Linked DNA regions of Homo sapiens: region 1 is linked to region 2. Evidence: chromatin loops called from intact Hi-C (ENCODE). Cell type or tissue: CD4-positive, alpha-beta T cell. All regions are shown on one strand. Links, peaks and the distances in the headings refer to the core of each region. The heading gives the core; the rest is flanking DNA. Region 1 has its middle 5.2 kb from the start of NPL. Region 2 has its middle 32 kb from the start of ZNF648.

The links. A loop is a pair of places that touch in the nucleus more often than their neighbours do. Peaks named below come from ENCODE experiments on the same cell type or tissue, not always from the same donor. Only the 100,000 strongest peaks of a DNase experiment are listed, where the experiment ranks them.
Region 1: it touches region 2 in a loop (4-fold over the local background); 5 of 110 quality-filtered maps call a loop at or near these places.

The regions. Positions count from the first base shown.
Region 1 is chr1:182,781,904-182,787,286 of GRCh38, forward strand. No RefSeq gene overlaps it. Among named protein-coding and RNA genes, the nearest start is that of NPL, 5.2 kb to the right of the region's middle. RefSeq lists an enhancer at 624-713. In CD4-positive, alpha-beta T cell, for the core only: CTCF peaks have their summits at 609 (motif pointing left), 2,864 (motif pointing left), 3,064, 4,937 (motif pointing left) and 1 weaker place; DNase peaks (open chromatin) are centred at 598, 2,868 and 4,968; H3K27me3 peaks cover 213 bases.
Region 2 is chr1:182,027,368-182,032,750 of GRCh38, forward strand. No RefSeq gene overlaps it. Among named protein-coding and RNA genes, the nearest start is that of ZNF648, 32 kb to the right of the region's middle. RefSeq lists a silencer at 2,361-2,750. In CD4-positive, alpha-beta T cell, for the core only: a CTCF peak has its summit at 2,661; a DNase peak (open chromatin) is centred at 2,474; H3K4me3 peaks cover 1,719 bases; H3K27ac peaks cover 1,145 bases.

The sequences.
Region 1 (5,383 bases), core at 276-5,275, 750 kb after region 2:
ACAGACAGGGGACTGCATGCTGGAGATACAAAAATGAACACCACACGGTTAGGAGCTCGCATTCAAGGAAGCCACAGTCTAACAGGGGAAGCAGACACGTCTGCAGACAATTGCCACACAGTGAGATAAGCATTAACAGAATATGCATGGCCAGGCTATCAGCTTGAGCCCAGTAGTGACCACCACAAAGAGTCAACTTGGTCTGGTAAATCTAAGGGAGCAGTTGACCTGGCTGTAGGTGCTGAATAGCCTGAAGGGAAGAGGACTGCTGGAAAATGGTCTCGTGGTATCTTAGGGTGGAGAAAGGAGAGTGGGAAAGGACAGCCTTGGGATGGGTATGGGGTGACTTTGGTTCCCTGTATTTGCTCCATAGACTCATGCTTGACCTCTACAGAGACAGAATCTGCAGGTAGAGAGGGAAGGGGCTCAAGTGAGACAATGAACACTTGTCATGCTCTTTTGGGGCCTAGGTGAAAAAATGTGAGGCAAAGTGGAAGAGAAGAGGCTTCTCTCCACAACTTAGGAACAGTGTGGTTGATGGCCTTGGGGCACAGGAAGAAAGCAACTTTGACTGAGAAGAGACACTGCCCCCCAGTGGCCTCGTGGCAGGGGGGTCAACAAGAAGCTCAAAGTGGAAGCACAGGCAAGAGAGGAAGCACATTGCAGGGATCACTTATATCGTGCCTCCCACTAATAATGGGAAGTTGGAAGGGAGCAGTGTGTCTGCATTAGGCAGGTGGAGTCTCAAGCCAATGCCATGTGAGTATTACCACTAATATAATAACTATTCTCATTAGGGCTGGTGTGTATAGGAAACCTAATTCTCCATATGCACAAAAGTTGTGGGAACACCAAAAAAAAAGCACTTATTTTCTGATCACAAGATTAAGCAGAGTGATGCCTATACTGGTTAATAATGGAATTGAGGTCTGGTAGGTGGAAAGACAAGAGGCCCAAGATAAGTAATAAAAGGAGACTCAGACACAGTGTTGGGGTTGGGGGCAACTGAGAGATGATGAGAGGGAGTTCAGCCAGGCCTTCCCTTCCCCTCAAACAGAGGGGCTTAAGAAGCTTAAGGAGAGCTCTCAGTGGAGGAGTCAGCAAAACGGAACTAAAGGAAATGGCCCTGAGGCTGGAGACAGGCTGGAGGCAAATAACTAGACAGAAATGTCCGCAAACAAATTCTAAAAATAAGACTTATCTCCTAAGCTAAACAAAATGAAAATCTACCTATGTGCACATAAATAGAATTCAAACAAAAAATAACCTTTCAAACAGCACTAAAGGGCACATTGAAAAATAAGTCCCTCCTGCCTCAGCCCCCTCAGGAAGCAGTTGGTGGCTGCCTGGCATGGTCTTGGAGTGCTGCCCCCCAGAGTCTTGACCGTCATTACAGGGTGAAAGCATAAATGTTAGGGGAACTCCAGGATCCCTAGAGCTCTAAAACCAGCATCCATCCCTGTGTGTCAGTGCTGAACCAGTTGTTAAATATTTTGAACATCACTGGTATCCTTCTAGAAATATGTGCACATATACAAGTATATCCCTACAACACCTCTTTTTTCCTTTTCATACAAATGGAAGAACTGAATAAAAAGCATTCCACATTTTGCCTTTTTTTGTGCCTACTTGGTCTATCTTTAAATGCATGAATATACATCGTATGTTTTTCTTTCAGAAATAACAGAATTTAGGTTACAGAGATAACAGAATACCTAAAACTGAGATATGGAGCACAGGAGTAACACGAGAGACTTTGGAATAACCTCTTGGAGCTTTTCATTAGGCACCAGTGAACCAGGCCAATGGCGACTGGGGAAACCACTCTGAAAGATGGAATCTGAGTGTGCTAGTCCAGGCTAACAGCGCCCTGCAGGCTTGGGCAAAAGGGAAAAGGAGGGACAAGATCAGTCACATTTGCCCAGGAGGGATCTAAGCTTCCTAGAGCCCTGACTCTTAGTGCCTAAATACAGCAGTTACCGAGAATCAAACCAGCCTCGGGTGGCACCAAGTTAAATTTCAAATTTCACACTCTGAACTTTTTCCAGGGAGTTTTTCCTTCATTCAAAAGAGATATAAAGTGAAGTTCTTCGTAAAAGACCTAAAATTTATTTCTCCTAATTGTCCCATTTTTACCTCAAATGCTGAAGGAAACATAGAGTTTTATTCATGAGAGAGAAAATACTTATAAACTAAACTTGAACTGGATTTTACAGTATATTCTACACATTGAAAAGTCAAGAGCACTAGGTGTACTCTTCTTACAGGTATGTTTATTTAAAAAACCCAAAGAACCAACCGGGCATGGTGGCTCACGCCTATAATCCCAGCACCTTGGGAGGCCGAGGTGGGAGGATCACGACGAGGTCAGGAGATTGAGACCATCTTGGCCAACATGGTAAAATCCCATCTCTACTAACATACAAAAAAAATTAGCTGGGCATGGTGGTGGTGTCCTCCTGTAGTCCCAGCTACTTGGGAGGCTGAGGTAGGGAAATCACTTGAACCCGGGAGGTGGAGGTTGCAGTGAGCGGAGATCACGCCACTGCACTCAGCAAGATTATGTCAAAAACAAAACAAACAAAAACAAAAACAAAACCAGTATGGGACAGGAGGCAAGTGTTAATTTTCCATGTCTCATTTCTGTTTCTATACAACATATTTTCATTATTTTAATATAAATGAGAGAGAGGCAGAGATTGAAGAAGAACATTTAAAACTGAGGGAGTAAACTGCACAGGAAGAGTACACAGAATGGGAGCAGAAAACTATTATCTAATACTTTTGTTGTTCCCTGATGTCCCCAGAAATTTTCAGTCTAGAAAGAGTCATAAAGGAGCAATTTCTGCTGATAGACTGTCACCTAGCGGTGGGTTTTTACCTTATTCATAATATAAGTGGCTGCTGAGCTTTGGAATGTTTTTAGAAAACATGCTCATTACTCCTTAAGATCTCCGGGGAACCTTTTACAATACTGTCACAAGCAGAATGTAACTCACTTTTGTGCTTCCCAAAGGTCTAATGTCCTTGTCGGCAATAGCTAAAACAGGTTGCACATCCTTCAAAAGGAAGTTTTGCCTCTGTAATTATTTGAATATTGTCAAAGAAGCCCTGTAGGCAAAATTAAGATTCGTAACTTTCTCTTCTGTTTACAACTCATAGCACCCTCAGTGTTCTCCTTGCTAATGGTCAAACTAGGCCCATATTTTCTAAAGTTTTCTCCATTTTTAGGTGGTGACAAAAGAGTGTATGTAACCCACTGGTCACATTGGCCTAGAGATACGATTCAGGACAAGGAAGTCACAAACTCAGCAACAAGACAATGTTCCCTAGATTTAATCTATGCCAGGAATCCATCCTGCTTGGTCACAAAGAGGCATTACAGTCCTCTTTGTCCAGTCCTTACTCTCTGTGTGATACCAGCCCTCTTGGCCAGGAGGGTTCCTACTGTTGCCTTAACCCTAGTCAACAGGGAGGCACCCTGCTCCCATCAGTGATAAAGTCTATGTTCAGGCGACAGAGCCAGCACATAGCTCTCTGTTATCAACATCCATTCTGCATGCCATACTATTTCAACCATTTATGCAGTATTGGCACTATATGTGTCACATGAAACAGAACAGATAGACCACATCCACACCAAGAAGTTGTGATCAGAAGGGAAAGCACTGGGTGTTATGAGGAGAGGTTGTCACCTACATTGGGAAGATCTGAGTGAGGTCCCTTTTAGGAAGGTTGCATCTGAGTAGAAGTCAGCCAGATGAAAAGCATCCTTGTCACAATGGAAAAGATAAATAAAATGTGGTATAGCCATACAATGGACATAAAAAGGAATGAAATACTAACTCAATCCACAATATGAATAAATCTTGAAAATGTTATGTATGCTAAATGAAAGAAGCCAGACACAAAAGACCACATAGCATGGCTGGGTGAAGTGGCTCATGCCTGTAATCCCACACTTTGGGAGGTCAAGGCAGGCAATCTCTTGGGCTCAGGGGTCTGAGACCAGCCTGGGTAACATAGTGAGACCTTGTATCTACAAAAAATAAATAGAAAATTAGCCAGATGCAGCACACGATTATAGTCCCAGCTACTTAGGAGGTTGAGGTGGGAGGATAGCTTGAGCCTGGGAGGTCAAAGGTACAGTGAGCTGTGGTCATGTCACTGCACTCTAGCCTAGGTAACAGAGTGAGAGCCCGTCTCAAAACACACACACACACACACACACACACCATATAATTCCATTTATATGAAATGTCCAGAATGGGCAAATCTATAGAAATAGATTAGTGGCGGCCAGGCACAGTGGCTCACGCCTGTAATCCTAACACTTTGGGAGGCTGAGGTGGGCGGATCACCTGAGGTTGGGAGTTTGAGACCAGCCTGACCAACATGGAGATACCCCGCCTCTACTAAAAATACAAAATTAGCCTGGCATGGTGGCGCATGCCTGTAATCCCAGCTACTCCAGAGGCTGAGGCAGGAGAATCACCTGGGAGCCAGAGGTTGTGGTGAGCCAAGATTGCATCATTGCACTCCAGCCTGGGCAACCAAAAAAAAAAGTAAGAAGAAAGAAAGAAATAGATTGGTGGCTGCTTATGGCTGGGGGTGGGGAGGGGGAAATAGAAAAATGAGTGACTACTAATGGCTAGGGTTTTATTGGAGGGAGTGATGAAAATGTTCTAAAATGGTGACACAAGTTGCACAATTCTGTGAATAGACTAAACTACTGAACTATTATACACTTAAATGAATTGTATCATAGTGAAATATATGTCAATAAAGTCGTTACTTAAAAATCTGGAGTCACAGATCTTAGGTTTAAGAATGCCAAATATGGAAGTATATCTCTTGTGTTCAACTCATTTTTTTCCTTCTAGCTCTTTCTCCTTAAGAACCCAGTAAGCATTCACTAAAGGGCTAAGCCAAAAGACAGCTGAGCATGGCCGCACTATGCTGCCCCCTCCTGGGATCCCAAAGGATCTTCTGAACCCAAGCTTATGCACAGGACTTTTCCCTTCTCAAGAGATGTCCCTCTCCTAGTTAGCACTCACGCTCAGAAGATAAACCCTAAAGGACAAGGGTTTTTGTCTCAGGGCCAGCAATCAGTTCAACTTCTATTCGTGGCCTGTTCCCTTCTCTGAAGACCTCTGGACTCTGATGAAAAAATAAACCCTACCTTTTCCATCAGCCCCATTGACACACCCATACAAGCCAGAATTTCCAGAAGTGACTCTCATACCCGGTTACGCATTCTTCACAGTGAATGGAACAGACTCTTGTCCACCTGTGGACAGACCTTTTACTGGAACACAATGGGTAACAACACTTCAAGATCCAACTTAGGTCTCCTTCCTTCATAAGTGTTCCGCAATTTAGC
Region 2 (5,383 bases), core at 238-5,237:
CAAATCCATGGTCTTTTTTTTTTTTTTTTTTTTTTTTGAGACGGAGTCTCAGACTGTCGCCTGGGCTGGAGTGAAATGACGTGATCTCAGCTCACTGCAACCTCCGCCTCCCGGGTTCAAGCGATTCTCCTGCCTCAGCCTCCTGAGTAGCTGGGATTACAGGCACACACCACCACATCTGGCTAATGTTTTGTATTTTTAGTAGAGATGGGGTTTCACTATGTTGGCCAGACTGGTCTCGAACTCCTTACCTCATGATCCACCCGCCTCAGCCTCCCAAAGTGCTGGGATTACAGGCGTGAGCCACCGCGCCTGGCCTCCATGGTCTTTTGATAATGCTGGGGTGAGTCAATCTTTGATTCTATTTTACTGTGATAACATGATGTAGGATCAAATATTGACTCATATCAGAAAAGTGATTCCTTATCTTCTAGTCTTTTTAATATTCTGTGAATAGTATATATTTTTGTTAGAAAAATTACTGTACGCTACTATAGACTTCATAAACACTGTACACTTAGGTTTCACTATATTTATGAAAAAATATTTTTCTTTCATCAGTAACCTTAGCTTACCATAATGTTTTTACTTTATAAACTTGAAAAAAATGACTCTTTTATAATAAGTTTAAAACATAAATACATTGTACAGATACACAAAACTTTTTTTTCTTTATATCCTTATTCTATAAGCTTTTTATATCTTAACTTTTTAATTTTTAAACTTTTTTGTTAAAAACAGACACAAACACACACATTAGCCTAGGCTTACAGAGAGTCAGGATCATCAGTGTCACTGTCTTCCACCTCCACATCTTGTCCCATTGGAAGGTCTTCAGGGGCAATAACACACCCGGAGCTGTCATCTCCTATGATGACAATGCTCTTATGGAATACCTCCTGAAAGGCCTGCCTGAGGCTGACAGTTAACTTTTCTTATAAGTAGAAGGAATGCACTCTAAAATAATGATAAAAAGTATAATACAGTAAATATATGAACCAGTAACAGTCGTTTATTATCATTTTGAAGTATTATGTATTGCACATAATCATGTGTGCTACCTTTTTATATGACTGGCAGCATGGTAGGTTTGTTTACACCAGCATCACAACAAACATGTGAGTAATACATTGCGGTACAGTGTTACAATGGCTTTGTCGCTAGGTGATAAGAATTTTTCAGCTCCATTATAATCTTATGGGACTAATGTCATATATGTAGTCCATCGATGATCAAAATGTCATTATGGGGCACATGACTATAAATGTACCTCTTGAGGACTGGCCTTTCTGACAGCTTTTTTTTTTAGTTTTGAGGATCAAACCCTTGGGGCCATTGATTCATTGGATCATTCAGCAAATGATCAAATGGGTAATTTGCGGTACAATCTAAGCAAAGGAAAACCTGAAGATGTCCATTTCTTCAAGGAAGCTCTAATCTGGAACAGCAATAAATTCTCTACGCAAAAGAGAAACACTCAAGGCAGTAAGGTAACAGCTCTGAAAGTGCTAAAAATATGGAGGGGAGCGAGCGATAACTTGTATGGTCACCATTGACCTTGCTGATGCAGAAATAAATCATCTTTACTCTTCATTCTCTTGAATTCTCACCTACCCTGCCACCTCATCCAAAATTTGTTAATTCTATGTGCAAAACATCTTTCAAATCCACCCCTCTCTCTTCATCCTCACTGCCCCCATCCTAGTCCACATCAATGCCAGTCTTCTGATTTTCCTGTCCCTAGTCTGATCTTCTCCCAATGCACTCTGCAGAGTGACCTTTATGAAATGTAGATCTGATTATGCCACGTTCCCACTTTAAAAGCCTCTAGAGGTGTGAACCTCTAGAGTCTTCTAGAATCTGACTTCCATTCTCTGTCCAGCTTTATTTCTTGCTGGACTACTCTATGCTCCAGCCATATTGGTCAAAAATTGTTTTAGTTTCTGGAACCTATGGTGATCCTCTCACCGAGGCCTGCTATTTTCTCTTACTGGAACTCTGTCCCCTCCCCTGGGCACCCTCCCGCCTCTGGCCTAGCGAATTCCTTCCATCTTCCGGTCTCAGTTCCTCCAAGAAACCTTCTCACCTAACCCGTCCGGTCAGGGTACTTTCCTTACCTAACACCCACTCCCTCGTTTACTTCTCTTTGGCTGGACTGAAGTTGGGCAGGGCAGGGGCTAGTCTGCCTTCTTCTGGGCCCAACCCTCCCGGCCGGCACCACAGGCATTACAGGTACTCTGTGCACTCAGGCTGCGCAGACCCGCAGCTTCCTATCCTGTAGCTCACTTTCCTCTGAGGCGGGCTGGAGGCGGAGCTTGTCCGCTGGGGGTGGGGCTCAAAGCTGGGGCGGGGATACGGAGCAAAACTTAAGAGGAAGATGAGAAGCCTGGTTGGCCAGGAGGCTTATCTGTCAGGACAGGGGGCGGGGCCTGGGGGGCCGTACCTTTGCTTACCGCGAGTGGGCGGGGCAGGTTTTACCGCCGCGGCCCATCAGCGAAGATCGCTGAGCGGCGCCCGCCTTGCGGGCCTCCAGGACCCGGCCGCCGCCATCCGGTGGGAAGCCGGGTGGCCTGCGGGTGAGGGGGGCGAGGCGGACGGAGGGCACCACACCCCCCGGGGGGCGGGGCGGGCGGAGAGCACCCTACATCCGGGAGCCGGGGCGGCGCCTGGAGAGCGGAGCAGGCAGCGCTTTCTGCCCGCTGAGTGGGTCAGGCGCCGCCCCCTTGTGGTCTCGGCCTGCGGGCAGCCCTTTGGAGCGCGCGGGAACCGGACGCCCGCCCGAGGAGAGAGGATCCAGGAGACCACTCCGGGCGGGATCCGCGGAGCCTGGGGCCGGGCGGTTGGCCCACATTATAAGAGGGCCTGCGTTGCTTCTACCTCAAAGGCTTTAGGGTGTTTGTTAATTCCCCGCCCCCCAACCTGATGATGCTCCAGGTATTTACAGGCAGGTGCCCCATAGGCTGTTTACTGGGAAGCAGAATTGGTGGACTCCGTTCGGGGATATGAGGAAAGATCCATAAGCAGAGAGAATAAAGCCTTTGCACTTACATTTTACTTCTCTTATCCCTCACCTCTACCACCTTTCCCCTTGACCCCCAATGGGCTGCAGGTCACATCATCTTGTCCTTGATATATTCAGAAAATAGAAGCCCCTCAAACAACTTAGAAGCAGTCCCCGCATGTCACCAAATAATAGACCACAGCTGGCATGTGAATGCTACCAGTTAGAGATGTGTAGTAGTTTGTAATTTCCTCATGAATAGTTCAAACTAGAGATTTCTAAATTATTACTAAATTTTAGTATTAATCTAAATATTGTTAATAGATTTTTGTATTATTACTAAATGCATAATCTTTGGAGCAGAAGTTGTGGGAAAAGAAGATTTGGACAAATACCTGACAAGTTACCCGGTATTTTACTTTCTTTGAAGCAATTAAAGAGGTCTGTGTCTTGTCTTGAATAATTAATTTACTTAGGTTGCTGTTTAAAATGCTTTTAAATTTTCAAAACACATCTGTGAGGAGAGGTCTCCACATCTTCAGTTGAAAACTGGAAGAAGCAAAAGGAATAGAGTGTTTATCTTTGAAAAAAGCACACCTAACTAAAATAATAATAAAAAATATGCAGGTGGATAGAAACTCAACAGCTTTCTTCATAGGGTTTGAAACCATAACTGAAGGAAAGGCTATCTGCCATCTCCACTTTGTCTGCTTCTTCAGTCATCTCTCATTATTCAACTTACCTTCTAGTCAGGTCAAATTACAGTTTCTCCAGACTCATATTGCTTTCATATATCTCTTTGTCTTTGTACATAATACTCCTTTACCTTCCTAATGCTTATTTTACCTTCGAAATTCAGCCAATGTATCAACTCTCCTAGAAAGTTCCATTATCTTTCCTCCAAGTACAGGTCTTTCCACTGTACTACCATCGAGTTCTGGGATGCTTCTCCTTGGTGGCATTTTTTATACCGTGATATAATTCTCTCTTTACTTATTCCTGTATCAAGTTGTTAGGGCAATGCCTTTATCTCAATATTCTGTAAATGTAGCATGGACGGATTGATGATGGACAGACAGGTGGGCGAGGGAATAGCTACAAGGATGGACATATACGTGGGAGAAAAGGGACGGACAAATGTATAAATAGATGTTTTAAGGTTGGGTAGGTGAGTGGATGGAACTAAAGCTTGGAGAGTAAATCTTGATGAAGACTTGTTGGGAAACAAGAAGATCTTGATATGATGAACTCAAGGAGGTTGATGGAAAGGGGTGGGGGATAGTTGAGGATCGGTCATTGAAACCATTATTTCTTTTGGAAAAATATTGAGAAAACATGTACTAAAGTTAATAAATGCTACTTTGTGAGGAAAAGATGATATTAGTTTGATATTCTTAGTATTTAAAGTGTAAAGGACTAACATTTCCCTCTCCTATTTAGTCTCCATTTCTTTCTTAATCTCTAGTGTAAGCATTATTTAAAAGTTATTTGTTATAGTAAATATCTGGACATTCTCATCAGTGTGGTTATTCTTAAAAGTTGTCGGCAGGGTGCTATGGCTCACGCTTGTAATCCCAGCACTTTGGGAGGCCGAGGCAGGTGGATCACGAGGTCAGGAGATCGAGACCATCCTGGCCAACATGGTGAAACCCCGTCTCTACTAAAAATACAAAAATTAGCTGGGCGTGGTGGCGTGCGCCTGTAGTCCCAGCTACTCAAGAGGCTGAGGCAGGAGAATCGCTTGAACCCAGGAGGCGGAGGTTGCAGTGAGCCGAGATCGCGCCACTGCACTCCAGCCTAGGTGACAGAATGAAACTCCGTCTCAAAAAAAAAAAAAAAAAAAAAGTTGTCTAAAGTATTTTATTGTTGTTGCCTAAACTAATTGACTTCTGTGCTTTTGGTCCTTGAAAACACTGTTTTAATAGTTACACTTTTTTCTGTAATAATACTTTACATGTGTTAAAAGAAAAACTTTAGACAAATTAAATTTACCAGTTTATTTGAGCAAAGAATGACTCAGGAATCATGCATCACTGAGAACCAAAAGTTCAGAGTGCTGCACAGTGTGAGCAATGGACTTTTATAGGCCCAACACAGAAGCAGAGGAGAGGAATCACCTGATTGGTTGGGCATGGTGGCTGATGCCTGTAATCCCAGCAACTCGATAGACTTACTAGGGAGGATTGCTTGAGCCCAGGAGTTTGAGGCTGCAGTGAGCTGTGATCACACCACTGCACTCCAGCCTGGGCAACAAAGCAACCCTCCTGCCCCCACCCTGACCCCATCTGCTGTACTTGTCAGTAAGCTTGCTTTGGGTTTATGAGATCCAATAAATATGGATTCATATCAAACTGTTTGTCTCACCTTATTCATCAGTTGACA